2 separate regions of the Homo sapiens genome follow, and region 1 is linked to region 2. Evidence: read pairs that join two places in POLR2A ChIA-PET (ENCODE). Cell type or tissue: GM12878. All regions are shown on one strand. Links, peaks and the distances in the headings refer to the core of each region. The heading gives the core; the rest is flanking DNA.

Evidence for each region. Peaks named below come from ENCODE experiments on the same cell type or tissue, not always from the same donor. Only the 100,000 strongest peaks of a DNase experiment are listed, where the experiment ranks them.
Region 1: POLR2A ChIA-PET joins it to region 2 with 11 read pairs; 8 of 35 experiments call an interaction of 5 or more read pairs at or near these places.

Annotation. Positions count from the first base shown.
Region 1 is chr2:64,124,032-64,139,544 of GRCh38, forward strand. The region is part of intron 1 of PELI1 (pellino E3 ubiquitin protein ligase 1); the gene reads right to left. Among named protein-coding and RNA genes, the nearest start is that of PELI1, 13 kb to the right of the region's middle. In GM12878, for the core only: no CTCF peak of the experiment used is centred there; no DNase peak of the experiment used is centred there; H3K4me3 peaks cover 578 bases.
Region 2 is chr2:64,198,591-64,214,103 of GRCh38, forward strand. LINC00309 (long intergenic non-protein coding RNA 309) reads right to left here and starts at 6,895. Exons shown (of 6, transcript NR_033837.1): 1 at 4,700-6,895; 2 at 4,403-4,498; 3 at 2,638-2,768. RefSeq lists an enhancer at 5,660-5,989. In GM12878, for the core only: no CTCF peak of the experiment used is centred there; DNase peaks (open chromatin) are centred at 5,891 and 6,434; H3K4me3 peaks cover 519 bases; H3K27ac peaks cover 2,243 bases.

The sequences.
Region 1 (15,513 bases), core at 5,948-8,447, 73 kb before region 2:
AGTCACAAAGGATCACATATTGTATGATTCCATTTATATGAAATGTCCAGAAAAGGCAAATCCAGAGACAGAAAGAAAGTAGATTAGTGGTTGCCTGGGAGGGGAAAGAAAGGGGAGAAAATAGGAAATTGGGGAATGATAGCTAAAGGCTATGACATGAGATTTGTTTTTCGGGTGAAAATGTTCTAAAATTGATTGTGCTGCACAGCTCTGAGACTATACTAAAAACCACTGAAGTGTACACTTTAAGTGTTTACATAAATGGTATAAAAATTATACCTCAATAAAGCGAAGCAAGCAAGCAAGCAAATAAAGCTCTAGCACATTAAAAACAAAAGCCTGCTATAGACTCAAGGTTCACTGGAAGCTGGCACATACCTCTGGAATTCAAATATATTACCGATCTTATGCAACTTTATAACCTACATAAATTTTAAAAATTCTAGATACTGTTAACTCCTACTTCTTGGCCAGAGAAACTGAGGGAAACTAATCATTTGAACATTCTACAAGATAAATTTTCACAAGCAAAACTGAAAGCTTTCCCAAATGAAGTGCTTTTTGTACCAGAAATTATGAAATTGACACTTAGGTTTGGAATTTTAAATCTCATAATCTGTTTCAGACTAGCTTTAATCATAAACATGTGCTTTTTTGTTTATGTTTTTGCTGATAATCTTGCATCATGTTCAATGAGTGTTCTCTCTGACATCAACCACCAACTCTCCAATTCTGACACCAACTGGGCATCCAACAAATCAATTCAGTTCTGACACTATTATCTACCTTTAGTGTCAGATCTCACAAGTTAAAGGGCTCATGCCACAAGACTCCCCTAAGTTCAGATGCCAATCAAAGTCCCAAACCACCTGACTTCTGACCAACTAGCTATAAATTGGGGGTTCCCACAACCCCCTCCTCAGGTTCCATAATTTACTGGTACAGCTCACAGAAGAACAAGAAAACACTTCTTTTATGTTTACTGGTTTATTAAAAAGAATGCAACCCAGGAACAGCCAAATGGAAGAGATGCACAGGGCAAGGTATGTGGGGGTGGGGGCGGGGGCGCGGGGAGGGTAGAGCAGTGGAGCTTCCATGCCCTGTCCAGGAATGCCACCCTCCCAGCAACTTGATGTGTTCACCAACCCAAAAACTCAATCTCCAGGCCTCTGTCCCTTTCCCAGAGGTCACTGGGTGAGACAAAAGTCCCAACCCTCTTAATTTCTTGGTCCTTCTGGCGACCAGCCCCATCCTGATGCCATCTCAGGGCCCCACCCTAAGTTACCTATTATGATCAGAAAGGGGGTTGTTATAAATAATAAAAGACATCCTATCACTCAAAAAAATTCTCAGCATTATAGGAACTCTGTGCCAGGAAGACAGCGTGGTAGAAAGACCAAATAGATTTTTGTATTACACCACAGCAACAGCATCGAAGTAAGCTGAATATTCAAATACATAGCTCAATATAATCCCATGACCAATAAGTTTCACTTGATCCCTCTGAGGACAAAGACATTACCAAACCAACAGATTTGGTATTTAATCCAATGCCTGGTATTTAATATAAATACCCAATGTTTTAATTAATTACCTAGCCTGTCCCTCTAGCTAGCTAATAGTTCTATTTGGTTAAATAGCTAGAAGTCAAAATCTTCTAATAACTAATATACCTAGGTTAACAGATGATGATATCCCTTCACCACAGAAGTACCTAGATTAGTACAGGTTGAACAACCCGAATCTGAATCCGCAAAATGCTCCAAAACCTGAAATTTTTGAGCAACACGACATCGTAAGTGGAAAATTCCACATGTAAGTACTTAACACAAACTTTCATGCACAAAATTAATAAAAATATTGTATAAAATTGTCTTCAAGCTATTTGTATAAGGTGTATATGAAACATAAATGAATTTTATGGGTCCCATCCCGAAGATATCTCATAATATATATGCAAGTATTCCAAAATCCAAAACACTTCCGGTCCCAAGGATCTGGTTAAGGGATATATTCAACCTATACTCTCCATAAAATGCTAATTAATGATTTCTTCTATTAATAACCATTGTGAGCTTTCTTTGCAGTTTAATTTGCTTTGATGTTGGAGCAGTTCTTAAACCAAGGGCTGTGGTCTCCCTATTTTTTTTTGAGACGGAGTCTCACTCTGTTGCCAGGCTGGAGTGCAGTCACACGATCACAGATCACTGCAACCTCTGCCTCCCGGGTTCAACCGATTCTCCTGCCTCAGCCTCCCAAGTAGCTGGGACTACAGGCACACACCACCATGTCCAGCTAATTTTTGTATTTTTAGTAGAGACGGGGTTTCATCATGTTGGCCAGGACGGTCACGATCTCTTGACCTCGTGATCTGCCTGCCTTGGCCTCCCAAAGTGCTGGGATTACAGGCATGAGCCACTGTGCCCAGCGGGTCTCCCTACTTTTAATTTAGTGCATCTAGAGTCACCAACAACACAATTACTAACCCAACAAATATTACTGAGCATTCACTATAAGGTCAGAAGTTATGGGAGTATTCAAACTAATGCAAAAGGTATGCCTCCCTATACCAAACATTTGTTTACTTATGTTTACTAAAAAAGGATGTAAATTAAATCAGTATAGAACAGATATCATATTAATGCAAAAGACCATAAATACCGTAAGACTTCAAAGAAAAGTGTTATTACTTAGGAGGAAGAGGAACAAGAGGAAGCTTCATAGCAGAGGTATTCAATTTGGACCTTGAGAGACAGACCGGACTTTGATAAGTGAAAAAAAAAAACCAGTTTAGGTGGAAGAAACAATCGCATAAAGATAAAAAAGACAAGGGGTAAAAAGTATATTGTGTTCTCAGGAAAGGGTAAGTCAGTAGGTTCCCTGGAGTTTGGTTAGGAGATAAATAAAAAGTAAGTTTGTGGAAATCATGAACCATGGCTTTGTAAGCTCAGTGACTGTTAGGAAGTGCTGAATCAAAAAACAAAAAGTATGACAATTATTAACTCCTCTTTACATCTGTATAGTAAAGAAAAATCTCTTTATACTCTTAGAAAGATGGATAGACTACCAAGACCAAAGAAAAGATTCCCTTAACGCCTATTAATTTGTAAAAGTCCAGGTTGTTAAATAACACTTGTGCTGATATTTATTAAACAACAACAACAAAATAAAGGAGAATGAAAGCACAAGACCTGTTAAATTCCAAGCCATTAAGAGTTTATTTGAGGCCGAGCAAGGTGGCTCACACCTGTAATCCCAGAACTTTGGGAGGCCCAGGCAGGAGGACTGCTTGAGCACAGGAGTTTGAGGCCAGCCTGGGCAACAGAGTGAGTCCTTGTCTCTACAAAAAATGTAAAGTTTCAGACAGGCATGATTCTGTATGAAATTTGTTGGGATACCATGCTTTAGTAGATCATAACATCACAGTTATGTTTTTCAAACAATGTTGAGTGAGGTTTTCTTGTTTTTTATTTTAAGTTTATTTTATTTTTCCTCACACTATCAGGGAGAAGAGTAAGGTTTTTAACATTGATGAATATGGCTTGAATTTGAAGTGGATGTCTTCTGGGAACTTTTGTTATGTTAAAAATATATTCATTTAATGCTGTTTTAACTTTTTCCCCAACCCTCTATTACCAACAAGACCTTGACTGTGACAATTGCAATTTTGCTAACTATAATTCTTTTCTATGTTGTCAAAGGATTATTGTACTTGAAATTGGAACTAACTTGGAAAATCTAGGTGGTTGTCTCAGCTGACCCCTGAAAGTTGAAATTTAGCTCCCCTTTAACCACACTGTTAGGACTGACCACTAGACAGGACTATCTTTTTTCCTTTTTTCAAATCAACTCTCCACCTTAGTTTATCTATTCTTTTTCCAATCAACCATCTCAGATAAAAACAGGCTCCTCCCGTTCATATAATTTAGTCTAAGTCCTTCTTTCTGAAAAGAAGGAATTCTGCTAAATCAAGTTCCCTTTCAGGCAATTTCAGCTCTGGCCAACATTTAGTAGATTAAAAAAAAATATCAACCAGTTTTCTTCACACCCAAAACTGAGAACCTATTTGTATCAAAACTGAGATTCGAAGGTGTGTACAGGGGTAAGGAGCAGTGGTATAGTTTTAAAGCCTAGAAAAATAATTCTGCTTTGCACCCTGATATTTCTAAAATTCAGGTTAGTTCAGTAAACATTTATGGAGTGCCTATTATGGTTCAGATTCTGTGCTAGGAGACTAATATGAAATGTTCCTATCTTAAAAGGAGCTAATGGAATTAGAAATAACACTTTTACCCTCTAGAATTTTTCAAGATTTTCTATTTTCAATCATGTAATAATAATAATAGTATTAAAAGTAAATAAAGTTACACATGATATATTTTTCTCCTTTTGAACTAAGTGATTAGAATTGCAAATGTACTTCTTAAATATACTATATACATCTTAATTGCCACAAACATTTCTTTCTCCTCACATCCCACCCCCAAAGCAGATTCTTTTCTTACAGTAGCCCAAAAATCCCTAAAATTTTACATTTCTAACTAGAGTTACAGACTGAGTCAGACTAATGTGACATCCATAAGGTTTTTAAAAAATTCTTATTTTGCTTCTACTGTTATCTTTGTCCTAATTATGCCATCCACCTTTATTGGCATTTACTGCGGAGTGTATGATAAATTTAAATTTCTACACACATCTATGAATTTCATGCAGATTTAAATTCTCAGCAAGGATCTCCTCTATTAATATTTTCACATAGTAACATTTGTCAAACTCTTGGGTTTTATGTAAGTTAAAATGATTATTTTTTCACTATAGAAATTCAAATGAGATCCTAATTAACACATTGCTCCTTCTTTGAAGACCTTGACACAGACACAAAATTGCTGATATTTGGATCTATAAGTTTGATGAGTTTTTTGTTGCTGTTCTGTTTTACCTTTCACCATGGAAAATTTGGTCTATCACCATCACAATGTTTACTGAGCCAACTATCTACAAGGACAAATAGCAAAGCTTCTTATTCATTCCAGCTAAATCAATTAGGCTATTCATACACTTACTGACCATTTGCCAAAGTGCCACCCTTTTTTGGTATCAATAAAAAGCAATCTTATAATAAAGGTTTATTTTGTTTTGAAAAAAAGCCAGGGTTCTCAAATTCACTGTATTACTTTGCAACTCTTGCTTCCCTTGCCTTCAACATTGTGTGGGTGGAGGAAAGAAACCAACATATTCAGAACAAAATGTGAAGTCAAGGGAAATTTTTAGACAGCAATAAGTTGTGAAAATCACTTAAACTTACTGTCAGAACAATCTTTTGTATAGAAACATAAAGGGAGGCATTTTAATATACCCCTGACATTCAATGAAAAAATACGAGGCTCAGAATACCATAAACCCAGATACTGTATTTGTTTAAACTAATTGGGCTTTTTTATATATAACTCAGTAAACTGCAATTACAACCATATTCAAACAAGTTTTGTCTAATTCCTCTTCTTAATACCTTTTCAAAAAGAGGACTTTATTTAAAAAACAAATTCTTAATAATTCATGAGATATATTATTTCTTTTTTTGTGATTATGAAATGTTCTTCAGTACATATTTAGGCTATTTATAAGTTTTCTAAGACCATTCTTTTAAAGTCACACTGTATCTTCAAAAGCCCACTTTAAACAAACCCTCCTATTATTTATAAAACACACTAAGACTTACGTAAACACCAAACAAATAAATACATTGCTGATTCTAGAATATGTATAATAGAATATAGTCTACAATTGCTTGTATTGATGATCCACATAAAGTCACAGGAATTTCTTAAATGATAGAAGATTAAAGTAGCACTTTTTAAGGCAATGTATGTACTATTAAGTTTTCATGCAAATCACTGATTACCTCTCCAGAGACACAATGTAATTTTTGTTAGAAATGATTTTCAACTCTAGTATATACTACGAAAAATTATTGTGGTGGCTGCAGTAGAAAGCTTCTCATTTGATGTGTCCCAATAAGCTATGTGACTTTTGATTTTGAGATTTTGAATCATGTGTCTTTTGAATCCACCATAATTCCAGATTCTTCCCAACTTTTCCCCCCAATTTAAAGTGACATGGTTGTTACTCTCTATATCACATATATCAAAAAAAGAATTTCTTTTGAGATAAGGTCTGGCTGTATTGCCCGGGCTAGTCTGAAACTCCTGGGTTACTCCCATTTTAGCCACTCGAGTAGCTGGGACTACAGGCATATGCCACTATGCTACGTTCATATATCAGACATTTTTGAAAAAAATGAAACTGAATATGTAATAAATACTCAGCAAACAAGTGTTGTTAACGTTATCACTATTCACTTGTAAAAAATTCTAATAGTATTTCAAGGCCCATTTGATGTTCTTTTCCCAGTCTGAAAGTTTTTCCTTATTCCCTAAACTGGGTATAATCTTTTTTGAGCTCCCATAGTTTATCTGCAATTCTTTTATGGGCCTTATCCAGTTTTATATTATAGTTACATATGACCCTGTGCTATCTTCTATTAAAGCTGAACACTCCTCCAAGGGAGAAACTGTCTTGCTCATTTTGCAGCACTTAATATTGAAGAAATAAGGGAAAGACATTAAAAAGTTTGCTAAATTAGATCTTACGAAATCTTCATTTTAATTTGGTGCATAAAAAAGCATACATATTTCTATAAAATTTATTCAAGAAATTTTGAAGAAAAAAATAAAATTTCCTAGAGACTATAGAATGTTAAAGCCTTTTGGGAACAGATGTGCTCATTCATATACACAGTAATATAACACAGGAAATAGAAGAATCTATCTAAATGATATTAGAAGCCATAATGTATTATTTTTTATTTCATTTCATACTTTGGGTGTTAAAAAGGAAGAGTAAAACACAATGGGTAACTTATTTTCCTTTTTGGTAAGAACTGGGTTTTCATTTTCAGACTAAAATCAGTTCTAGAAATCAACACATAAAGACTCTGTTGTTACTGCCCTTCATAACCCTTTACTCCTATCTCTCCCTGAGGCCCTGAGTACCTAGGAGAGAACCTTCGTTTTCATGGTTCTTTATGAATTTCTTGGTCCAAAAGCACAGTTTGCTTAAGACATTAAAAAACTAGCTATCAACAAATTTCATTACTAAAGCTAATAGGAAAATTAATAATAAGATATTATATTAAATTTGTTAAAGTAGTGCCAAATTTTAAATTTTGATATATTCTTAAAGCTCTCAGGGGTCAAAAAGTTCTAGCAATTCATATATATATATACACACATATATATATACACACATAGGTTCAGGTCAATGCCCTGGGGGTAGGGACCTCTGACTTATAATACCTAATAAAATGTAAGTGCTATGAAAATAGTTGTTATACTGTACTTTTTAGTTGTATTTATTGTTGTATTGTTATTTTTTATTATATTTGTTTTCCAAATATTTTTGATCCATGCTTGGTTCAATCCTCAGATGCAGATTCCATGGATACAGAAGGCCAACTGTACTCGAGAAACAAAGGCAGAAACGACAGGATCCTAACCGGCATGTAGAGAGTGAAATAGTAATCTCTCTCTTTTTTTTTTTTTTAAATTGAGACGGAGTCTCACTCCATTGCCCAGGCTAGAGTGCAGTGGTGCCATCTTGGCTCACTGCAACCTCCACCTCCCAGGTTCAAGCAATTCTCCTGCCTCGGCCTCAGGAGTAGCTCAGATTACAGGCACACACCACCACGCCCAATTAATGTTTGTATTTTTAGTAGAGATGGGGTTTCACCATGTTGGCCAGGCTGGTCTCGAACTCCTGACCTCAAATGATCCACCCACCTTGGCCTCCCAAAGTGCTGGGGTTACAGGCATGAGCCACTGCACCCAGCCAGAAACAGTAATCTCTACCAGTATTGTAGGAGGCAGAACAGATATGGAAAGAAAACAGAGGTCTTTTTCACTATGGTAAGTTTGAAGAATTTTAGTTAATATGTCTAATAAGCAGTTGAAAATTTAAATTGGCTCACAGAGAAAGGTACTGAATTGGCAACAGATCTTTCCCCCTCCTTTTTCTCTTTCCACTAGACCAAGTCAGGATGCCAGTAGAAATAATAAAAATAGCTTCCAATTCTTGAGTACCTACTTTATGCTTGACATCGTGCTGAGAACTTTATATATTATCTCTATTCCTTTCAACAACCTTACCAGGAAGATACAGGTTGAGCATTCCTAATCTGAAAATCTGAAATCCAAAATGCTACAACACCTGAAACTTTTCAAGTGCTAACACAACTCTCAAAGGAAATGCTCTTCCAAGTATAATGCAAATATTCCACGATCTGAAAAAATCTGAAATCCAAAACACCTTTTGCCCCAAGCATTTTGGATAAGGGATTTAATAAGTCCCGGTGAGGCTTGTTCTCAGAACCTTGAGATTAAGTAAACTGAGTCAACTGTCCAAGGCAAAAGAGCTACCAATTAGTGGGGGAGGCATCTGAATAAAGTTTTCTTCTTATTAAAGACTCTATTATACTACCTTAGCTTTAACTTGAATGACCACCTATGTCAAGTTCATTCTGGAAAGGGAAAAACAACAAAATTAATGGAGCTCTCAGACTGAGAAAATAGGGAATAAGTCTAGGAATATGTGGTTTCAAAAAGTACAAATTTAATAGTGATACGAAAGAGCTGGAGAAAAAGAAGTGGAGTTATAGTTTAAAGACCCTTTAAACCAGAAGGAGCCTTGGAAATGGCATAGTACTTTTATAAGTAAAGTGTGGTCCATGGCCTATAGCAGTAGCACACCCAGAAGCCTGCTAAAAATGAAGAATCTCAAGCCCCAGCCATACTTACTGAATTAGCATATGCATTATAATATGATCCTTAGGTAATTTGTATAATACATTAATGAAAAACACTGGTCTGATACCATTACAATAGATGAAGACACTAACCAGGTTAAAAAAACAGTTTGCAAAGCTAGAACTCAGGCCTCTTTATTTCTTGGTCTAGAATTCCTATGTCTTCATCATGTGCCCTCCAGACAAATACATCACTTCGAATTTCACTAACCTGAGGTCTGTGCCATAAACATTTAGAACTTAAAATGAGTTTCCATCAAATTAGCACTAAACATTGTTATTTGTTACCATTTCATTTGGAATTTTAAGTACCCCCATGAGTTTTCTTCAATCATTTGTTTTAACATCACTAAATGAAACATAAACATGCTATCCCTGACTACAAAGAATTCTTAAGCTCATACAGTGAGTTTCAACCCTGAGCACTCAATGTGAAGAGACAGTATAGATAGAAGAGAGAGACTTTCTATAGGCAAATTATTTAAAGTCATAGAATCCTGGAGCTGGAAGAGACCCAATATAGCTGAGATGACAAAGAGATTTCATCAGAATGGCAATTATATATATAGTTTCTGACAGTGCTGTATAAAAAAGTTACCTGAAACTGGTTTGGGATACAGATACCGATACAGATACAGCTACTAGCTGTATCTGCCATGGGTTGGTTCCAAAGAGGGTGTGAGTGATGGAGTTACTGACCTTGTAAAGATAAGGAAACTCAAGCTCAAAGAGGTTAAATGAAATATATAAGGTCACATATTGAGAAGATAAACCAGAACTCCAGGTCCCCTAACTTCTGATATAGTGGTTTTTATCCTGTATCATATTGCCTCTCCTCTCTATTTATTCAATAAAAAATACAAAATCCTTTTCATGTAATAGATAATAAAAACCAAACCAATTAGAAATTAACTGGGAATAAACACCTCAGATGGTTTTATGGGCATTATAGGATTTATAATCCTATAATAAGGACATACATGGAAGTATGTTAAAAGATTTAAAATGAAGCCCACAACCTATAGATTTTATCATTGTGAGCAATGAATGATCTCTGACTCAGACTGCTTTCTGACATTCTTACTTCATGTAGAGTTTTTCCATATGACAATTCTTCTTTAGAGTTTATCCATGATGACTCAGGGTACCTAGATGGTATGAAGGAGCCTTCAATTTAAGGAGTAGGAGGAAAATGAGGGGGCCTACTGAATCATTAGCAGCCTACTCAGTTCTGAAACTCAGCAAATCCTTTTGGAAGCCATTTTAAAGTCAGCTTTAGGAGACAAATTCTGGCTAAAGCCTTAAAGACTGGTCCTTAAGAGCTGAACTATATGCAACTAAATCAACACGTTATTTCTAAAAGAGACACAACCAAAAGGCTTTAGCAAAATCTGATCTTCTTTTTGTTGAATAAATGTCAGTGATGAATTTTTAAAAATGTCTGCTCTCAATGAAGTTACAGATCTGCTCAAAGTTTAAGAGCCCCTCCTCAAAATTCATCCTAGTTCCTTTGGAGAACAGACAGGGCTAGTTCAGAAACTGAATCATCCTATTTTAAATGAAAGTAACAGTAAAGCAGTAAGTATATTTAAAAAGCTTTTTGATACATAAGGTATGTCTATAGGACCGGTTTCTAATTAGAAGCAGCCGCTACTTTACAAAAGATACGTATTTAACACATTTTCTCATGAATGATAAACTTAGTTTTGTAATTTGGATGTTTTGATCCTTTGATGGTAAATTTAAAGAATGACAGTGAGAACAATTCAAAGAAAAATCCATCATGCTAACTGTAGTCTAAATTAAAGCCAATCAGCTTTTAGTGCTTCCAGTACATGCAGTTCATTAAATCTGAAATAAACCCAGAGGAACATGAAATACTACGGATAGTATCTGCCAAGAACCAGGAATTCAACATTAAAGTTTTGAAAAACCAACAAAGCACTTTCAATTGTTTTCACTTATTGTTAAAAAATAAAATTAAACTGTGCCTTCTAAAGATTAAGCCAAATGATATGTTGAGCACTACAATGAGTTACTAGAAAAATATCAGGGCCAGTCACTTCATAATTCATTCTTGTGGAAGGAAGAAGTTATAACCTTCTTTACCACATTACTTATCTTTTTATCTTTTCCTCTTGACTGTCAAAGAGATGCTCAACAGAAGTACAGTTTTCCCCTAAGGTCATATATGGTTAGTATTACAGTAATGATGAGGTCCCCAATTGTTTGACATTTTTAGAAAAGACAACAAACATCAAGAGCTGAAAATAGTTTTTGAAATTCCACTAGGCTGTTAATTTTACTATCAAACTTTGCTAGTTTAGGTATGTAGGTTCTGGATGGATGCAGGATTAACTCAATGAGTTTGAGTTTAAACTCAAACTGTTTCCTACTGTTTCCTACATTATTGAGTTAAAAAAGTATTGCATCCTACAGGTCATGTAGTTATCTCTTAGTGTCTGATGAGAGATCTCCACCAAGGCACACACCAGAAATAGGCAAGGAAAGTTTAAAAAGATTAAGTATGGCACAAATAGGAAAAGTATTGTACTTGCCATCCACAGGTTACTACTTTATAACCTTAATTCATTCCAAGTCTACTTTATAAGTATAAAAATGGCAGACAAACATAGAAAACGCTGTTGAAGAGCAATAGGCATGACTAAAGCTGGCAAAGGATGATAAAGAGAGCTATTGGCAGAGTAATGAATAGATGAAAGTGAGACAGGCAGGAAATTACAAGTATCTTGCAATGCACAAGCTGAGAAGAATAACCTTGAACCTGTTGCTGTAAAAATCTACAAAGCTTAATAGATTGAATTTTCAAATAATCTCTCAATTATTGTTACTCATTATTATTTCCAAAATTAAGTATAGATTTTATCATGGTCATAAGGTTTAAGTCAACATGAAATGTAAGATGCACTTTTGCAAAGCAATAACTTCTCTTCAAATGCAAGGTGTATTATTACTTCTATTCTCTACTTAATTTACACATCTGAGCCTTAGCTCATTAGGTCATAGACACTTAAGCACATCCAAGTTCAGAGAATTATCCATACTTATATTTACTATTTTGTGAGATCCAATTTCTTCCTTTCCTTCCTTCTCTTGCTGCCTTCCCTCTCTTTCTCTTCCGTCAGAAGTTATTCATTTATTCCACAAAAATGGAAATGAAAAACAGATTCATGATCTTACCAGCAAATCAACAGCCTGAATGAAAGCTTTCTAAAATAAGTTACACTTCAGTATGGTCATCATCATAGAAGTTCAAAGATCTTTATGAAAAACCACTGCCACTTTTTTTTTTTAGATGAATCAAAGGTTTTAAAAGACTTTCAGAGTTAATGGAAAGCCCAGGAATTAAATATGGGCTCAGTTGTTCCATGTTAACAAACTAGTGTTTAAAATACGTTAAATAATCTAGTCTAGCAGCTCAGCCCTGATAGTATGTGCAGTATATGGTAAGAGAGTCTGGCTATCTATACATACACATGCATACATACATCTACACACACTAAAGGGACAAAAACTCTGAGTGAATTAAAGAACTAGATTCCTAACAATTTACTGAAAAATGTTTAAAATAGGAAGCTTTGTTAAAGTATTCCTTACACAGTTATATACTTATATTCTTAGTGGTCACTATGTAATTAACTACATAATAAAAGTTCATAAGTTCTACTTCATGGCATTACATTTTAAATGATTGGTTAAAAATACAAATGAGGCTGGGCGCGGCGGCTCACGCCTGTAATTCCAGCACTCTGGGAGGCTGAGGCAGTGGATCACGAGGTCAGGAGATCAAGCCCATCCTTGCCAACATGGTGAAACCCTGTCTCTACTAAAATACAAACATTTAGCTGGGCGTAGTGGTGTGCGCCTATAATCCCAGCTACTTGGGAGGCTGAGGCAGGGGAATCACTTGAACTCAGGAGGTGGAGGTTGCAGTGAGCCGAGATTGTGCCACTGCACTCCAACCTGGTGACAGAGCAAGGCTCTGTCTCAAAAACAAAACAAAACAAATGAAAACGTTGTGCTCCCCCACCATTGGACATAAATAACAAGAAAAAGAATGGCTTTCTTTACTCAATATTATCAGGAGAGTAAAAATCACTGAAATGTTTAGTTTCTCAGGTTGGAAAAACTGTACCTCTAAAGAATGAACTAGTATAGTAATTGTTCAAAATTAGTAATCCTACATGTATATTGTCCTGAGAGTAGATTTTTACAATCCATATTTATTGAGGTTTTTGGGGGCATTTAAACATTTAGATGAGATCCAATTTTTCCTATGCCTTTTTTAATAAAAACAGTTCTTATGGTAAATCAGAATGTTCTCAAAACAACTACTAATCTGAGAAATGAAGCATGAATATAAGAAGACTTAAGAACCAGATTCATCTCTTAACACTAACATGTGTTAGTCTTTTAGTTCCTTCCCCAAGTGTATGCCATAGCGACAAGACTTAAACAATTTCACTGTGTTTTAAATACCATCCCTTTAGTCTTGAATGCAGAATATAAATGAAATTTACCTGAAATTACTGTTTTGATACTTAGTATTAAGAATTGTATATGATCTTGTATGTGTGTGTGTGTGTGCGCATTTTGTGAGACCTTAAAATATCCAAATTAGTATGGTGCCTTCCATACTAGTCACTCTCAGAGGTTATATACCCTTATTCCAAATGATGCTACAATTATCCACAACATTATTAAAATTCCTTTTTAGTCTATGGGTGGATCTGACTTTTACAAACAATAACTGCCTTCTCAGACTGGATCTGATTTTTAGAAATAGCCTCAAGTTACTTCCCATTTTCTTTCTGTCAAGATCCTCTGTGAGTCATATCTGATAAATAACATGAAATATCACGTGGCCAATCACCCCTTTTTTCCTTAAAAACAAGGAGCAAATACAAAGTAATGAGCTATTTTCACGTGTGGCTCTTAAACTGGCTTAGACGACAAAAAAAATTTTTTTTTCTAAAAATATTGAGTAATGCTAGTATTGTTAAGTGTATAGCTTCCATGGTGACTACTCTAAAGTATAAGACTTATTTTAGATAAGTGTATAAAATATTTTTCCTTTAAAGATGGATAACCAGCCCTACACAATTTAGTCTTCTCTAACCTTCCTTTCCCATGCTGATGCTGATTTTATGTACTCACGCTCACCCTGATCTAGTTACGCTAGTTTTTTTTGTTTTGTTTTGTTTTTTTTAGACAGGATCTGGTTATGCTGCTCAGACTGGTCTGGAACTCCTGGGCTCAAATGATCCTCCCACCTCAGCTTCTTGAGTAGCTGGCACTACAGGTGCAAGCCACTATGCCTGGCTCACACCCTTGTCTTCTTGTAGTTTCTTGCAGTTGTAGGCACGCTCCCATCTCAGGGCCACTGCACTTACTATTCCCTCTGTGTATAATGTCTTGCTCCAAGGAGACCTGCAAGGCTTGCTGTGCTACCTCCTTCAGGTCATTACTCACTTTAACTATTTATCATCTTCTCAATGAAGTCTTTTCTCACTACCCTTTAAAACTGCATCTTGGCCAGGTGTGGTGGCTCCCACCTGTAATCCCAGCACTTTGGGAGGCGGAGGTAGGTGATCACCTGAGGTCAGGAGTTTCAGACCGGTCCGGCCAACATGGTGAAACCCTGTCTCTACTAAAAATACAAAACTCTACTGGGCGTGGTGGCGTGTGCCTGTAATCCCAGCTACTCAGGAGGCTGAGGTAGGAGAACCACTTGAACCCAGGAAACAGAATTTGCAGTGACCTGAGATCGCCCCACTGCACTCCAGCCTGGGTGATGAGAGCAGAACTCCATCTCAAAAACAAAAAACAAGAAACAAAAAGCAAAAAACTGCATCCTCCTCCGAACCTCATACACATATCCCATTTATTCTCCCTTCCCCTTCCCTGCTTTATTTTCCTGTTTGTGTGTAAAACTGTTTATTAGGGGAAATTTCAAACATACACAAAAATAAAGAGGAAGTAAGAAACCTCATGTATCCATATAGCATCTACCTTCAGCAATTTTCAATATATGGCCAATCTTGTTTCATCTATGTTCCTCTCCCTTTCAATATTTTGAAGTAAAAACCCACACATCACATTTTAAGTTGTAAACACTTCATTATACATCTCTAAAAGAACACTTAAAAAGTACATTCTCACACCTGAAAAAATGGACAAATCCTTTTCATTAAATATCCAGAGTCTAAATTTCCCCAATTTTGAATAAATGTCTTTTTACAGTTAGTTTGCTCAAAGCAGGATAGAACTAAGCTTCATACATTGCATTTGGTGGAAAAGCCTCTTAAGTCTCTTTTAATCTTATAGTTCTCCCTCCCTATTTCTTGCTATTAATTTTTTGAATAAATCAGGTCATTTTTCTTTTATTTATTTTTTAACTTCTATTGTTTTGAGGCAGGGTCTCGCTCTGTTGCCCAGGCTGGAGTGCAGTGGTGCAATCATGGTTCACTGCAGCCTCAATCTCCCAGGCTTAAGTGATCTTCCCACCTCAGCTTCCCGAGTAGTTGGGACCACGTCCAGTTAATTTTTTAAGAAACTTCTTTGTAGAGACAAGGTCTCACCACGTTGCCCAGGCTGGTCTTGAACTCCTGGACAAGAGGGATCTTCCCACC
Region 2 (15,513 bases), core at 4,842-7,341:
TCATTAGAAGTTCTCATTTTGTGGGAAATAATTAGATTTCCCTTGATGTGGCTAAAGAATAAATGGCAATACTACTAGATAAGTAAATTATTGCTATTGTTACTCAAAAGAAACAGATGTATGGCCAAGTTTCCTGCCCCCAAATATTCTTAAAGAAGTTGGATCCTGTTTCCTTTGCTGTTTGTCACTTTGAATGCCAGTGTAGATGTACTGGATAAAGACTCCGCTGGGCATGAGTAAAAATATCTTTCTTTAGAATCATTAACCATAACTTTATATCAAGTGGATTAATGTTCACTTTTATTTTTTAAACCAGGCCAGATGTGGTGGCTCATGCCTGTAATCCCAGCACTTTGGGAGGCCAAGGTGGGTGGATCACTTGAGATCAGATCGAGACTAGCCCGGCCAACTTGGGGAAACCCTGTCTCTAATAAAAATACAAAAAATTAGTTGGGCTTGGTGGTGTGCACCTGTAGTCCCAGCTTCTCAGGAGGCTGAGGCACGAGAATTGCTTGAACCTGGGAGGTGGAGGTTGCAGTGAGCCGAGATCATGCCATTGCACTCCAGTCTGGGTGACAGAGCAAGACCTTGTCAAAAAAAGAAAAAAACCACACACACACGGTGGTGGCTTTTAGGTGAATCAAATCCCTTTTACTGAGACTTTCTAACCCTTAGGAGCTGTCCCAAAGACTTCCTGTGGCAATGTAGTCTGTGGGGTAATTGTATTAGGATAATAGGGTTGAAACATATCATAATTTAATGAGTTTGTGGTTTTCTTACTCCCAGAATTAAAAAGAACCTCTATGAATGTCAAATTTAGTAATTATCAAACTGAACAGACTTTGGCTCTATTTAACCAACGGGCACATAGTCTGTAGATAACAGCATGATTTGGTATTTATAAAGAGCCTATTCCCCCTGCTCCTACCCTTAGACACCAGAAATTCATTAAATGTAAAGCCTTACATAATTCTGTAAATAAACTCACTTATCTGGAATGTTCCTAGCCTCTAAATTAGGTATTAAAGAAGAGATATCATTCTTTTGGGACAGGCCTTCGGCTTTCCCTAAAATGTAGTGGCTAGGTATGGCCCAGAATACAAACTGGCTAGAGTTTGATGGAATTTAATGAATAACAACAACAACAATAATAAAACGCCAGGTCTCCTTGGTGTGAGAGCAATAAACAATTAAATTCTTGGGAAAGAGATGAAAATAGGATCTAGTCCTTAAGTGGCCTAAGGCCTAGCAGATTCCTTCTGGCCTTAGGTTACATACATTTGGGTTGATTTGGATTAGAAACATGAAAGTACAAATTTTGCCTTTAATTACATATTTTTTTCAGTAGTACTCTTGCTAAATGTCCAAAGAAATATAGAGCTAGACAATAATAATAGCTTAGATTCATGTCGCAAGTGTTTTACATGGATATCTTTTAACCCTCACAAATAACCCCAGAAGGGATACTATTATTATTTTCCCCTTTGAAAGATAAAGAAACTGGGATCCAGATATGCTAGGCAACATCCTGTAGAATAATCTGGCTGCAAACCCAAACAAACAGAATGACTGCAGAGTCTGAGATGATAAGGACAGGTAATACCATCTCCCAAACTCTGCTGCCTCTCCACTAAGGGGTAGCAGATTGATAGCAAGACCTTTTCATAGGAGGATCACTAAGTGCTTTGCTTGAATGTAATGATAACTTCCCCCAGCAATCCTTTGGTGTGGTTTATAGTTTTGTTTTGTTTTTGAGACAGAATCTCTCTCTGTCACCCAGGCTGGAGTGCAGTGGCGTGATCTCGGCTCACTGCAACCTCCACCTCCCATGTTCAAGCGATTCTCCTGCCTCAGCCTCCCAAGTAGCTGGGATTAAAGACATGCTCCACCACGCCCAGCTATTTTTTTTGTATTTTTTGTAGAGATGGGGTTTTGGTATGTTGGCCAGGGTGGTCTCAAACTCCTGGCCTCAAGTGATCTGCCTGCCTTGGCTTCCCAAAGTGCTGGGATTCCAGGTATGAGCCACCGTACCTGGCAGACTGGAGTGCAGTGATGCCATCTCGGCTCACTGCAACCTCTGTGTCCCAAGTTCAAGGGATTCTCATACCTCAGCCTCCCGAGTAGCTGGGATTACAGGTGTGAGCCACTGCACCCTGCCTGGTGTGGTTTAAAAACCAAGAACTAGGCTGGATGTGGTGGCTCATGTCTGTAATCCCAGCACTTTGGGAGGCCAAGGTGGGCGGATCACTTGAGGTCAGAAATTTGAGACCAGCCTAGCCAACATGAGGAAATCCTGTCTCTACTAAAAATACAAAAAAAAAAAAAAAAAAAAAAAAAAAAAAAAAAAAAAAAATTAGCTGGGCGTGGTGGTGAGCACCTGTAATCCCAGCTTCCTGGGAGGCTGAGGCAGGAGAGTCACTTGAACCCAGGAGGCAGAGGTAGCAGTGAGCCAAGATCACGCCACTGCACTCCAGCCTGGGTAACAGAGTGAGACTCCATCTAAAAACAAAACAAAACAAACGAACAAATGAACAAAACCAAGAACTGACTAGAGGCCCATCAAATGGAAAAATGATTTGTGTTAAGGCACTCCTTGCAAAACTGGCAGATAGGGGCAGAAAGAGAAGAGGCTCTTACCTTCACTTCTGGGACTTCGCCAATGGCCAGTGCTCTTCTGAACTCCACATAGTGAAAGACAAATAGCATTCTTTCCAGTCAGTGTGCTCATTTGCTACTCCTTCTGCATTTCTCCCTAGGGGCCAAAATTCCTGGCAAAGAAAAATAAAACCAGGATCATAGCCATAGAAATCAGATTATAAAATTGCTTCCTATCTGAATTCATATTCTAACCTTTCTTTAGTGCTTTCATAAACCCCTCCCAGACTGATAGAATTATCTTTTTTATGACTCATGGATATATTTTACTTTGCCATTTTTATCCTCTTTACTTTGAGGGAGAAGATCAGATGATGAAGAAGATTCACCCTGTAGTGCTACATAAGATTTTATTTTACCCTAACATGTGGACTATGGACCTAAAAAAAGAAATATGTTCAGCTTAGTATTATGTATAAGAAATACTTTTCAAAGTTTTACAAAAACATAATCCAATGATAAATTTTATTCATTTAAAAAGCATTTGTTGAATTCTTTCTAGGTGTCAAGCACTGCAGTAGATTCTGAAGATACAAAAATAAATAAAACATTCCTGCCCTCAAGACACTTACACTCTTATGTGTAACACTGTGTGACCATTCATCTGGGCCTTCCTGAGACAGTCTTGGTTTACACCTGTTTTCCCAATGTAAGTATAAATAGCAACCCCTTTCACTCTCAAGTGTTCCTTTTTAGATGATAAATTATATATACCCTAGTAATAATATTTCCCACTAGATGATGTTTTTAAAATACTTGTAATTCTTGGATATAAATAAAAAGTACAAACAGCGAAGGACCAAAAATGTACTTGACACTCTGTCTTCATTTTGGAATCACTATTTCTGTCACTGAGCGTCAGTTTAAGTCAGTTCATTGGGAAAATGTGAACTTGGTTCACATTATTTTTGTTGTGGTTTTACATTATTTTACAAAATGCAGCTGCTGTCCAATCTCTATAGGGAGGAAGAAATGAATGGCTAGAAAACTTAAGAAGATGAGAGAATACTGCAATAAATGGAGATCAGAGTATGTATCATATCATATACTCAACTCCAGTTTTGGTACAGGCCAAAGATGAATAGGGCACAGAGGTCTTTAAGGGCAAAAGCAGTGTCAGGTAGAGCAGCCAAAGCAATGGCTGAAGGCAGTTGTTGTCAAGGACCTCTGATCTTAGAACTCAATGTGGCATGTGGCTTTCCCTCAGACTCTGGTTTCTATTCCATTTCTAAAAACACCCAACTCAATGGTTTTTAAAACTATCCGCAATGTACTTTTGTGAAAGGTTGGTGTTTGCAGAACTTCTCATTACACATCATTCTATGTACTGTTGTCTGAATATGTATACGTATGTATTTTGATATTGAAGACAGACTATTTTTAGTTTCCTTTGGATATGTTTGGAGAAACTCCTAACTGTTGCTATGCTGCTATGGAAACGGTATCCACGTATACTGACATGTTTACAATTGCTTAAAACACTATAAACTTTCCAGGGCAAAGGCAAACAGCTTACTTCTATCAAAGTTGCTCCATGCTTTCCTTTTTTTATTAGTTTATTTATTACTCTCAGCCCCATGTTGGAATCTGTTTCATCTGTGCCTGCATTAAAGAGATTTTTTTTTTTTGCTGACCCACATATTCGTTTAATTGATTTCACATTCACAACTATAGTGGCGCTGAAAGCCAGTGAAAAATTTTCCCCGAAATAAAAAATATTCCTTGTTAGGAATTAAGAATTGAATACCTGCTATTTTCCCAGAAGAAAAATGGAAAGAATACTTCTTGAGAGTATGTTGACAGTCTGTCTAGAATTTTCAAGTGTAGGAGACTTTGAAAGTAGCTTAAATGTAACGATTGTAATTACTATTTGTGTATACAAAATGAATTTAAGGACTATTCTAATTGCTAGGAAACATGCAAACCTAAAAAGGAGGTTTATTGCTTTTTTTCAAGCATAGGAAAAACTAGGTGGCTGAGAATCTTTACAATTTTTGGAGAAAAGAATCTTAACAAAACCACAGGAATGAAAGTGAATAAGAACCTGTTTGTTTGAAGACATCAGAAAAGTGGTTTTTGTCAGGGCTGTTTTCTAGGAGTCAAAAAATATTTGAAAGTAGAATCTATAATTGTGACTCATACAGCAGTGGGTCCTGATTACATAAAAAAGGCACACACGCTCTAGTAGAGCATATTTTTTAATAGAATTTTAAACCCAGAGTACTTTCTCCTTTAAAATCTCTTTTCCAAAATTTGATACCTATTTTGCGTAAGTGTACAGTAAAACAAATTTAGGCTGTCATGATGGAGTCTACTTTCCTCTCTCTTCTACTGAAATCTCCTTTTTGTCATCTTCTTGAAATGGTCATTTTAAGTCACACATAAAAAAACAAAACAAAACAGCAAATAGAAGTTTTATGGGAATGGAAATGATTCACGGAGAGCTGGTTGCAGCAGGGAACTGGGCCTCGCTTGCATCTGGAGATCAGGGCTCTGTAGAGCCAGTACTTGCCCCTGACCCAGCCCCCTTTCCAGCAGTGTTTATATGCTTTCTCTGCTTCAGCTGATCAGAGGATATTCCATTCTAAGCCTTTCATGGGACAATGTTTATGTGATTTTTTTTTTCTTCTTCTTTGTGGGGAGGATTCCTCCCTGCCTCTTGGAGCTTAGCAGCACTAAGAAATGTCATCCTAAGGTCACATTTAGATTAAAACCCAGTAAAACCTGATGGACTTGTTATAGCAAGTGACTGTGAGGGACACTCACAGTATGATGACTGTGGCTTGCTAGTCTACCATGGGGACAGGAATGAGGGTGGGTCACAGGAGGTCCTAACGGGGAGGCAAATCTGCTTTAGCAGCAGCTCGTTTCAAGAGGCTGGGTGTTGCGGCATTAATTCTCCTGGGTTGGGAGCCTGGGCAGGGTGGGTGTCAAGTGGCTCTGGCAACTGGACCCCTTCGGGGTTGCCCTCAGGATCAGGATGAAAAGGGGGAAGTCAGGCTGGAGCAGCAGCGCGGTTCACGCAGAGAGCACCCCAGGCAGCCACGAACTGGCTTGCTCCGTTCAGATTTCTCTTAAACAGCAGTTTTCCGTTTCTGTTCTATGGCCTCTGAGGGAATTTCCCAAATTAACCTTCACTAAGCTTTCCTGAGGGACTGTTTTTGAGCGCTGATGGGGGAATTTCCCCCTTTTGACCACACTGTTGCCCGGAGACTTGTTGCTGCTCTTCATCTGGGGATTTTCTCACTGGCATTTTGCTACTTCCTGTTTCCCAAGAGTCTCTGCTCTCTGGGAACTGAAGATTTATCAAGAGAAGGGGACAAACAGCCTTTAGGAAAAAGGGGAGGAGGGTGTATTTAATACAGTGGTGCTTTTCTTCCCCTCCTTTAGTTCTTTGCTACAGTAACATTGGATTTGAAAATCAGGCCCAGGGAGCTTGCTGAGAGCTTCGGATTGATTACGCTAAACATTCCACAGGAACTTGAGTTGTACGGTGTAATCACAAATCACATAAATGATTGTTTTATTAGAATATCTATCCTCTATTTGGGATGGATAGAAACCCCTGTGTTAAAAGAAACCACTAAAGAAATCATTACTCCTTTTACTTAGTGAAAATGCACTACCACTTGTTGAATGTTTCCTGTGTGTCAGCCATGGCACTGGGGCTTTGCATACATTTCTCGTCTGATGCTAGCAACAACCTGGAGGAGTAGGGCTTATTCAGACTCATTTAATAGATGAGCGAACCAAGCCTCGAAGAGGCTCTGAGAGGTTAACTGACAACCACATTTTCCCGGCTGGTATTAAGCAAAGCTCCAATTCTGTGGATTCCTAAAGCCTATGCTCATATTTACTCAGCTATAAATTTGTATTGAACTGGGGATTTGTTTCATGGGTCTCTTAGGTGCTATTACCAGGAAAGCAGCAGGAGAGACCCCGAGAAGAAGCAGATCCCCAAAACCAGAGGTGAAAATATTTTAGGGAGCAGTATTGATAGTCCTTGGCTTAACCCTGTGCACTTGCCAGGCCCTTTTGCCATGTCACCTGGAAAAAGCTGCTGACTTGAAAGGTGACAGGAATAAATATATTTAAAAAGCTTCAATTGAACGAATTCATTAGTTCTTTCTCTTAGAGAAACTTTCCACCTAACCACTGCTGTCACCTTGCTACTTCCTACCCTAGCTTTGTACATTTTATCAAGGGTATTAGAAATAATTCCCCTGGGGACAGGTCCCAGAATCTCTCTGGCCCTGCTCTGTGGAAGTTGACATCTAGAGAAAATAATGTTCTGGAATTGCTCTACCTCCTTGACTCTTGATGCTCTTAAGCCAGATGAGTGTCTGTGCATGCATGTGTGCACGTGTGTCTGTGTTCTTGTGGTATGAGGTTCTTGGGGGATGGATTATTAGCCACAGTTGACCTTTGCAAAGTTCTCCAAGTATTAAATATTTTCACTTCCACTGGAGGAGTGATCAGCATACACGAGGGGGTGCTGGAAGCAGCTTGGGGAGTGACCTGGCTGTTCCTGGGAGTTCCTGAGGAAAGGGGGTGCAAAATCTGCATTGGTGCCCCCTGCTTCCTGCACACTTTGCAGCAGCTCTTCCTCTCCAGGGTTTGTCTAGGAGGGCTCCTAGCTGTATTGTCTTCATCCACATAGTGAACTCTGATAACCACCAAATGTTGAGAGTTGACTAGTTGCCTAATAGTTTACCTGCATTGACTTAACTTGATCCTCACCCATGAAGGTAGGCAAAATGATTCCGTTTAAAACAAAACAAAACAAAAACAGTGAGAAGACCAAGGCCCTGGAAGGTTAAAATGGCCCAAACCTACCGGCCGGGCGCGGTGGCTCACGCCTATAATCCCAGCACTTTGGGAGGCCGAGGCGGGCGGATCACGAGGTCAGGAGATCGAGACCTTCCTGGCTAACACAGTGAAACCCCGTCTCTACTAAAAATACAAAAAATTAGCCGGGCGTGGTGGCGGGCGCCTGTAGTCCCAGCTACCCGTGAGGCTGAGGCAGGAGAATGGCGTGAACCTGGGAGGTGGAGCTTGCAGTGAGCCGAGATCACGCCACTGCACTCCAGCCTGGGTGACAGAGTGAGACTCCGTCTTGAAAAAACAAACAAACAAACAAACAAACAAAAAATGGCCCAAACTACCTAACTAGTAAGTCAAGGGGTTGAGATTCAAATATTGGTGGGTCTGATTCATAGCTGTAGCTTTATTATGGCCAGGGGTGGGTGAGTGGAGTAAATCTTATTTATTTTTTAATCACTAGGAAACTATATCCTAGCCTTGAAGTTGCAAATATACAGGCTGTTATCATTTCAAATAATCAGGTGGTAGAAAGAGAGCAAGATTCTAATCAGCACAATGCCCAGGCCAGGGAAGGAACGTGGCGCGACCCAGAGGACCCTGGCTTGACCAAAAGTGGTATTTGGAAAAGGGGGCACCGATCCTCTTTTGTGCTAAAGGGGACATGGTTTTCTTATCTTCACTGTTTCCAAGGCATCTTCTTAGTGGTGGCTCTGCAACTAGAGAGGGCTAAACAAGCAACGCCAGGTTTAGGCTTTCATCCCATTGTGCTTGAGAAAAAAACAAGTCTTCCCAAATCTAGTACTTTACAACACTTCATAATTAAGCAGCCAAGAATCTGTCTTTCAGTGTTTGTGCCCAGTCACTGGTACACATTATAATCAAAATCCCTTTTCCCTTCAAAGCAGAGCATCACTGCCTTTCCCACTATTCTCCTGCAGAAGAGCAGGGGAAGGAAGCACCAGGGTCCATCATGGAGGTAAGAGAAAAGTTCTGCTTCCCATGCCCACTATGATGTATGCCTCTCATGTATCACATGGGGTCCAGGCTGAAAGATGTAATGTGCAAGAACCTCGAGAAAAGCACAGCTGTGTCTTGGTGGAAAGAAAGGCACTTCTATCAGGAGTCTGTCCAAGTTCTAATCGTTACCCTTCTCTCCAAGTGCCACATCTTAATCAATTTCAATCCCTTGAATGTTGTCCCTGTTCATTTTGTGCTGCTATAACAGAATACCTGAGACTGGGTATTTTATAAAGAACAGGTTTCTTTCAGTTCTGGAGGCTGGGAAGTACAGGGTCAGGGGCCTGCACCGGGCAAGAGCCTGTGTTTTGTGTTATCCTATAGCAGAAGGCAGAAGAGCAAGACAGTGTGAGAAGGAGAGAGGGTGAGGAAGGGGGCCTGTCTCTTAAAGTCATCTCTTAAAGATCTCACTCCTCAATGCTGTTGGGTAGGGGATTAAGTTTCCAACACATGAACTTTATGGGACACGTTCAAACCATAACAAACATAAAAATCAAACCAAACCATACAAAAATACTCTGAAAATATTTTTTCTTTTCAAATTAGAAATGACATCATGTAGGTTTCTTCATGGCCTATGGAAAATGGTGTGGTGGCACATCCTGGTATATGGGAGTTTGGCAACAAACAGAATTACCCTCTTCAAATTCTATCAGACCACAGGTAGATTAGGGGAATTTTCTAGTTCATTGCTACCTGTGTACCAAGAACAACTGGTTCAGAGGGCTCTGGCTTGGTGTGACAGGGGAAACCCATACTGCTAAAATAAGCTCTTACTGCATGAAATCTGGCTCTAGAAAAATCTTGCACTACTACTGACTCAAAATTTATTTATTTATTTATTTATTAGAGACAGACTTTCACTCCATCGCCCAGGCTGAAGTGCAGTGGCACCATCTTGGCTCACTTCAACCTCTGCCTCCGGGGTTCAAGCGAGTTTCCTGCCTCAGCCTCTTGAGTAGCTGGGACTACAGGCACCCGCCACCATGCCCAGCTAATTTTTCTATTTTTAGTAGAGTCAGGTTTCACCATATTGTCCAGGCTGGTCTCGAACTCCAGACCTCAAGTGATCTGCCTGCCTGGGCCTCCCAAATTGCTGGAATTATAGGTGTGAGCCACTGTGCCCAGGCTCTGACCCAAAATTTATCATCACTTTCTTCAATTTCTATTCCTATGGATCAAAATGTAAGATGGAGCCAAATGTCCAGTGGCAAGTTAACGTATTATTTGAACTTAATACAATTCTTGATTGCTTCATTCCTTAATTTTTCTTAAAAGACAAAATATTTCATTCTTTTAAATAGTTCTTGTTCTTAACCCTGATGGTCATGGGCAAAGATCCTTATTTTCCAGTGGATGAGAGGGAACCCTTTATATTTTTGATCATAGATATGGTTTATGTGCTCATCCACACTCTTGCTCCCCGTATCCATCAACTCTTTGACTGTGTTGTTGCAGGTGCATTGGGTTGTTTGGTCCTGGAACTTCTCCAACTTGCAGGTCACCAGGGCCTGAGGATGCAGCTTTCCCTGCAGTACTTTTTCTGCTGCATGGAGGCATTGTTGCCCCCATGGTAGCCAGCGCTGCATGGGAGCAGGAGGCCCTGCATCCTCCTCATGTTCTGTCTTTCTGCCACATCCTAGACCCAACCCTGCGCAGTACCTGTCTCTCCAGTGCCCAGATGAACTCAGGAGGGCATGCCTCCCCCTTCATCGGCACTTCCTGGGCCATCACTGTCATTGCAGGTCTCAAAACTAGTGTTCTTAACCATTCTGCTATATTATATTACAATTGGAATGTTGCTAACACAGACATAAGTTTCACACAGAGATTAGCAATACATTCTTTTCCATAGTATATTAAACATAATTTCAACATTTATTCTTGCACAAGGAAACTACTTATACAGCTAGGTGAGGAATGATCTGTGTCAGTGAAAGGCATAAGATAGAACATGTTCTTTTTACTTAGAGATGATCTTTACTATGATTGTGGGTGCAATAAATGTTATCTCTTTTGGAGGATATTTTCAGAGCTATTTAAATTAAATCAGATTTTTAAAATGCAAGTTTCAGGATATTACCAGTGATTTAGATACCATGATATGGCTTAGGTATAGTTTGAATAAAGAGCAAAATAGCAAAAAATTCCTGCTGTTCTCACCTCTCCAAAAAAGAAAAGTCTTAAAAACAAACAAACACACATGCACCTTTGGGTTTGAAGTTAGCCTTTGTTATTAGCACAAAACACCAAAATTACAGTCAAAATTAGTCACTGGAGTTATATCTGACTTTTAAGACATGCTTCCTCCTCTGTCTTTATCTTCCTCACACCCACAGCACCCACATACCAACTCACTGCCTTTCCCCATCGTACAGTATTATTGGAAGTAAGACATTGGATGCTAAGAGCTGCAAGGTCTTGGGTATAAGTGGCAAAGGTTGCTGTGCTTATGCTTCACAAGGTGCTCTTGCTGAGATAAATGGTAGCATTTTGAGAAGGATGGGAGTGAAGATCCTAAAACATATATCAATTTGAGAAGGCCTCTTTTGCTCTTTTCTTTCTTTCTCTTTCTTTCTTTCTTTCTTTCTTTCTTTCTTTCTTTCTTTCTTTCTTTCTTTCTTTCTTTCTTTCGTTCTTTCTTTCTTTCTTTCTTTTTCTTTCCTTCCTTCCTTCTTTCTTTTTCTTCTTTCTTTCTTTTTCTTTCTTTCTCTCTCTCTCTCTTCTTTTCTTTCTTCTTTCTTTTTTTCCGAGATGAAATCTCGATCTGTCACCCAGGCTGGAGTCCAGTGGCATTCTCAGCTCACTGCAACCTCCACCTTCCAGGTTCAAGCGATTCTCCTGACTCAGCCTCCCGAGTAGCTGGGATTACAGGCGCATGCCAAGACGCCTGGCTAATTTTTGTGTTTTTAGTAGAGACAAGGTTTCACCATGTTGGCCAGGCTGGTCTCAAACTCCTGACCTCAAGTGATCTGCCCTCCTCGGCCTCCCAAAGTGTTGGGATTACAGGCGTGAGCCACTGTGTCTGGCCTGCACAGTTTCTTCTATAATGGAGATGATATTATAATCTCTAAAAAGACCTTGTACAGAAAAGAAAATTCATAGTTTGTTAATTCCATTGTAAATTGTTAATTTTCCAATAATGTTCTAGTAATTACATAGTATTTAGTAGACACTTATTAGACATGTTTGCCTGTCTGAAAAAATAGGACATTCATTTAGCAAGTATTAATTTTACATACTAATGCCTAACAAAAACACTTAAGAAAAATGGGGCTACAGCCCCAATTCTTTGCATCTCCTTTTGAAAGCAGAATTTTTCTAAATGGTTATCGATATTTGCTGCCTCTAATTTCTCTCTTTTTATCACCTCTTAATCTTTCTTCAGACAAGTTTTTCTCCCATGAATCCTCTACTGAAGCTTGTCTTTTCAAAGTCACCAATGACTTACACTTTTCTTTTGTTTTTTTGAGACAGATTCTCATTCTGTCACCCAGGCTGGACTGCAGTGGCACGATCTCGGCTCACTGCAACTTCCACCTCCCGGGTTCAGGTGATTCTCCTGCCTCAGCCTCCCAAGAAGCTCGGATTACAGGCATGCGCCACCACGCCCAGCTAATTTTTGTATGTTTTTGTAGACAGGGTTTCACCATATTGGCCAGGCTGGTCTCAAACTCCTGGCCTCAAGCAATCTGCCTACCTTGGCCTCCCAAAGGGCTGGGAGTTCAGGTGTGAGCCACTGTGCCTGGCCTGACCTACACTTTTCTAAGCCCATTGCTCGCTTCTCAGGCAACATCTGAGGTGTGTGTCAGTAGCATCCGACACAGTGATGACTGACTTGTCTCTGAAACAGCTTCTTTACTTGGCTTCCAGCACACACCCTTTCTTTATTTTCCTCCTCCTCACTTCCTTCTGAGACTCCTTTGCTGGTCCCGCCTTTTCCCTCTGACCTCATAATCTTAGTCCTGTTCTCTTCCTTACTCACCTTCTTGGTGATCTCACCTGGTTTCATAGCCTTAAATATCATCAGAAGCTGCCAAATGTGCACCTCCAGCTCAGATTTCTCTCCTGAACTCCAGAGCTTTATCCAGCTGCCTGCTTCATATATCAAACTTAACAAGTCCAAACTTGGACTTCTGTTCTTCCCTTTGAAGTTGGCTCCACTCCCAGTCTGCACCCCATCCGTCGATGGTGACTCTATTCAAAACCTTTCGAGTCTTTCTGGACTCCTCTTTCTTTTTTTCTTTTTTCACATCCGAATCTTGTTGGCTTCCTCTTCAAAATATATCCCACATCCAACCACTTCTCACTACCTCCGCTGCTACCAATCTGTTCCAAGCCATTGTCATCTCTCTCTTGGATGATCACATTCACTTCCTCACAAGTCTCTCCACTTCTACCCTTGCCACACTGTGGGATTTGGTCAGAGAGATGCTTCAGATGTGTAGGTTCATCGTATCACGCCTCTGCTGGAAAACTCACAATAGTGCCCTCTTTCATTCAGAGTAAATACAAGTCCTTACAAAGGCCTACACCACTCAGATGACCAACTCTTCATTACCTCTTTGGCTTCATCTCCTGCTAACCTCACCTTCACTCATTCCATGCCAGCCACACTGGTCTCCTGACTGTTCCTCAAACACTCCAGCTATGTCTGTTCCTCAAATGCCCCAGCTATGTCTGTTCCCTCAGACGGGGATACTTTCCCCCACAGCACATGACCCACCCCTCATCCTCATCACCTGTTCACTCAGTTCTCACCTTCTCAGCAAGGCCTCCCCTGCTGCCTAGCTGAAACTGAACTTGCCTTCCCTCTCCACAGCTGGCACTCCTGATGCCTTACCCTGGTCTAACATTTCCTTTTCCCAAAGCATTTATCGCATGTAATATCCTACTGAAATTACTTACTTATTGTGTTTATAGTTTGTTTTATGTCTTCTACCTAGAATGTAACCTCTATAAAGACAGAGATCTTTTGTTGTTGTTGTTCACTGATGTATTCTAAGCACCAGATCAATGTCTGCCACATGGTAGGAAATCAGTAAATATGCTTGAATAAATGAAAGTTCAGAACTTCAGAGACAGGAACGACAAAAATGAGAAAAGTCTATAAAAATCATATCTGTGGGCCCAGCATGCGGGCTCATGCCTATAATCCCTGTGCTTTGGGAGCCCGAGACAGGAAGATTGCTTGAGTCCAGGAATTTGAGACCAGCCTGGGCAACATAGTGAGACCTCATCTCTACCAAAAAATAAAATTAAATTAAAATAAAATAAATTAAAATACAAAAGTTAGCTGGGCTTTGTGGCATAGCATTGTAGTCTTAGCTACTTGAGAGGCTGAGGTGGTAGGATTGCTTAAGCCCAGGAGTTTGTGGTTAGAGGGAACTATGATTGTGTCACTGTACTCCAGCCTGAGCAACAGCAAGAACTTGTGTCAAAAAAACCGCACTCCCCCCAAAAAAAAACAAAACAAAACACATCATATCTGTGTTGATTCAGTGAATTTAAAAGGAATTTTTTCACTTACTTCCTGATAACAGAAATAAGCATATGACTTTGCAAATTTACATATTAAAAGCACCCATGACAGTTTATTCACTTCAACTGTTGTTTTTGAAGAACTCAATAAGTGCCTTTTCTTTTCAACCCTTCTTTTTTTTTTTTTTTTTTTTTTTGATAAGCCTCCTTTTAAATACTCAAACCATCTGGGTATTTGTACTCTGAAGGCATCAGAAAGGCATGTAGCTAAAGCATAGAACTGATCAGGTTTCATGGTCAAAACGACACCTCAACATTTATTCTGTATCTTTGAAGGACAATACCCATAGCTCCCATCTGGAGAGTACTCACAGTGTTCATAGCACTGGGTAGAGGGCTTGAATTCCTATCACCTGTGTTTTCAGCTGAAAACAAGTGGGATTCTGACTCACAAGTTGGCTTGTGGGTAAAACCATTGACTACAGTTGGTCCGGGTCTGATGACCACTGTAGCTGTTACAAGTTTGTACTAATGCTTCTCTTTTTGAGACATTTCAAGTACTTTTCTCAGTATTATGAGGTAGATTACATGTACGAATGACTCAACATTTCTGAGGCTGCTTAAGAGTGTTTTCTGGTAAGCCTAGCCACTACATCATAGGTGCATGGTAAATGACAACATGGTTTGTATAGAGGTTAAAAAGGGCCATTCATCTCACTGCCCTCATTGGAAGGCCTAAAATAGTCCAAGATATTTTATTCTGTGGTTTTCACCTATGCCCTTTTCCCTTGTCCCAGGAAGACTTAAGTGGATTTGCTGTAATAACTGTGTTATGCTATGATAGATAGAATCTGTGTTATGATTAAATAGTTGACGTCTGTTTATAAAAAGTAACTTTTACAATTTATAATGGAGGTTATATTACTTAAAGTAGTTTTATTTGAAGAAATAAAAATTCATCACTCAATTTCAATACTAGGGCTTGAGATTACTGTTGTATTTTTAAATTCAAACCATTAGATGAATATAATTATAGGAATATGATAACATTGTAGGAATTTGGGGAAGTTTTAAAAATTACCCATAATTTCATCTAACCATTATGATCATTTGTACATATTTCCTGTCAGTCATTTCCTAAATGCATGCTGCTTATTCCTATAACTGAAACTAATACCAGTATCACTGGATGGTAAGTTCTTTGAGAATGGGGCCCCTTTCTGATGATTCTGTGTATACCCGTAGTTTAACACAGAGCCCAGTAGAGGCAGATGCTAGAAAAATTATTGCAAAAGAATGGATTAATAAGCAGATCTGCTGAGGATCTAAAACTTAATTAAGTACAACCAATGCTGGATTGATTATTTTGTTGATTCACAAGAAGAGGCCAAAGTCCCAACCCTCAGCAAAGATCAGCCATTCTATGACCTCCTCTTCTGCTCAGATCTCTAGGGGCAGCACGGGAGAGGAAGGGGACAGTCAAATGGTGATGTGTTACTCTCCTGCTTTGCTCGAAAACGATAGCAGTAATTTCTC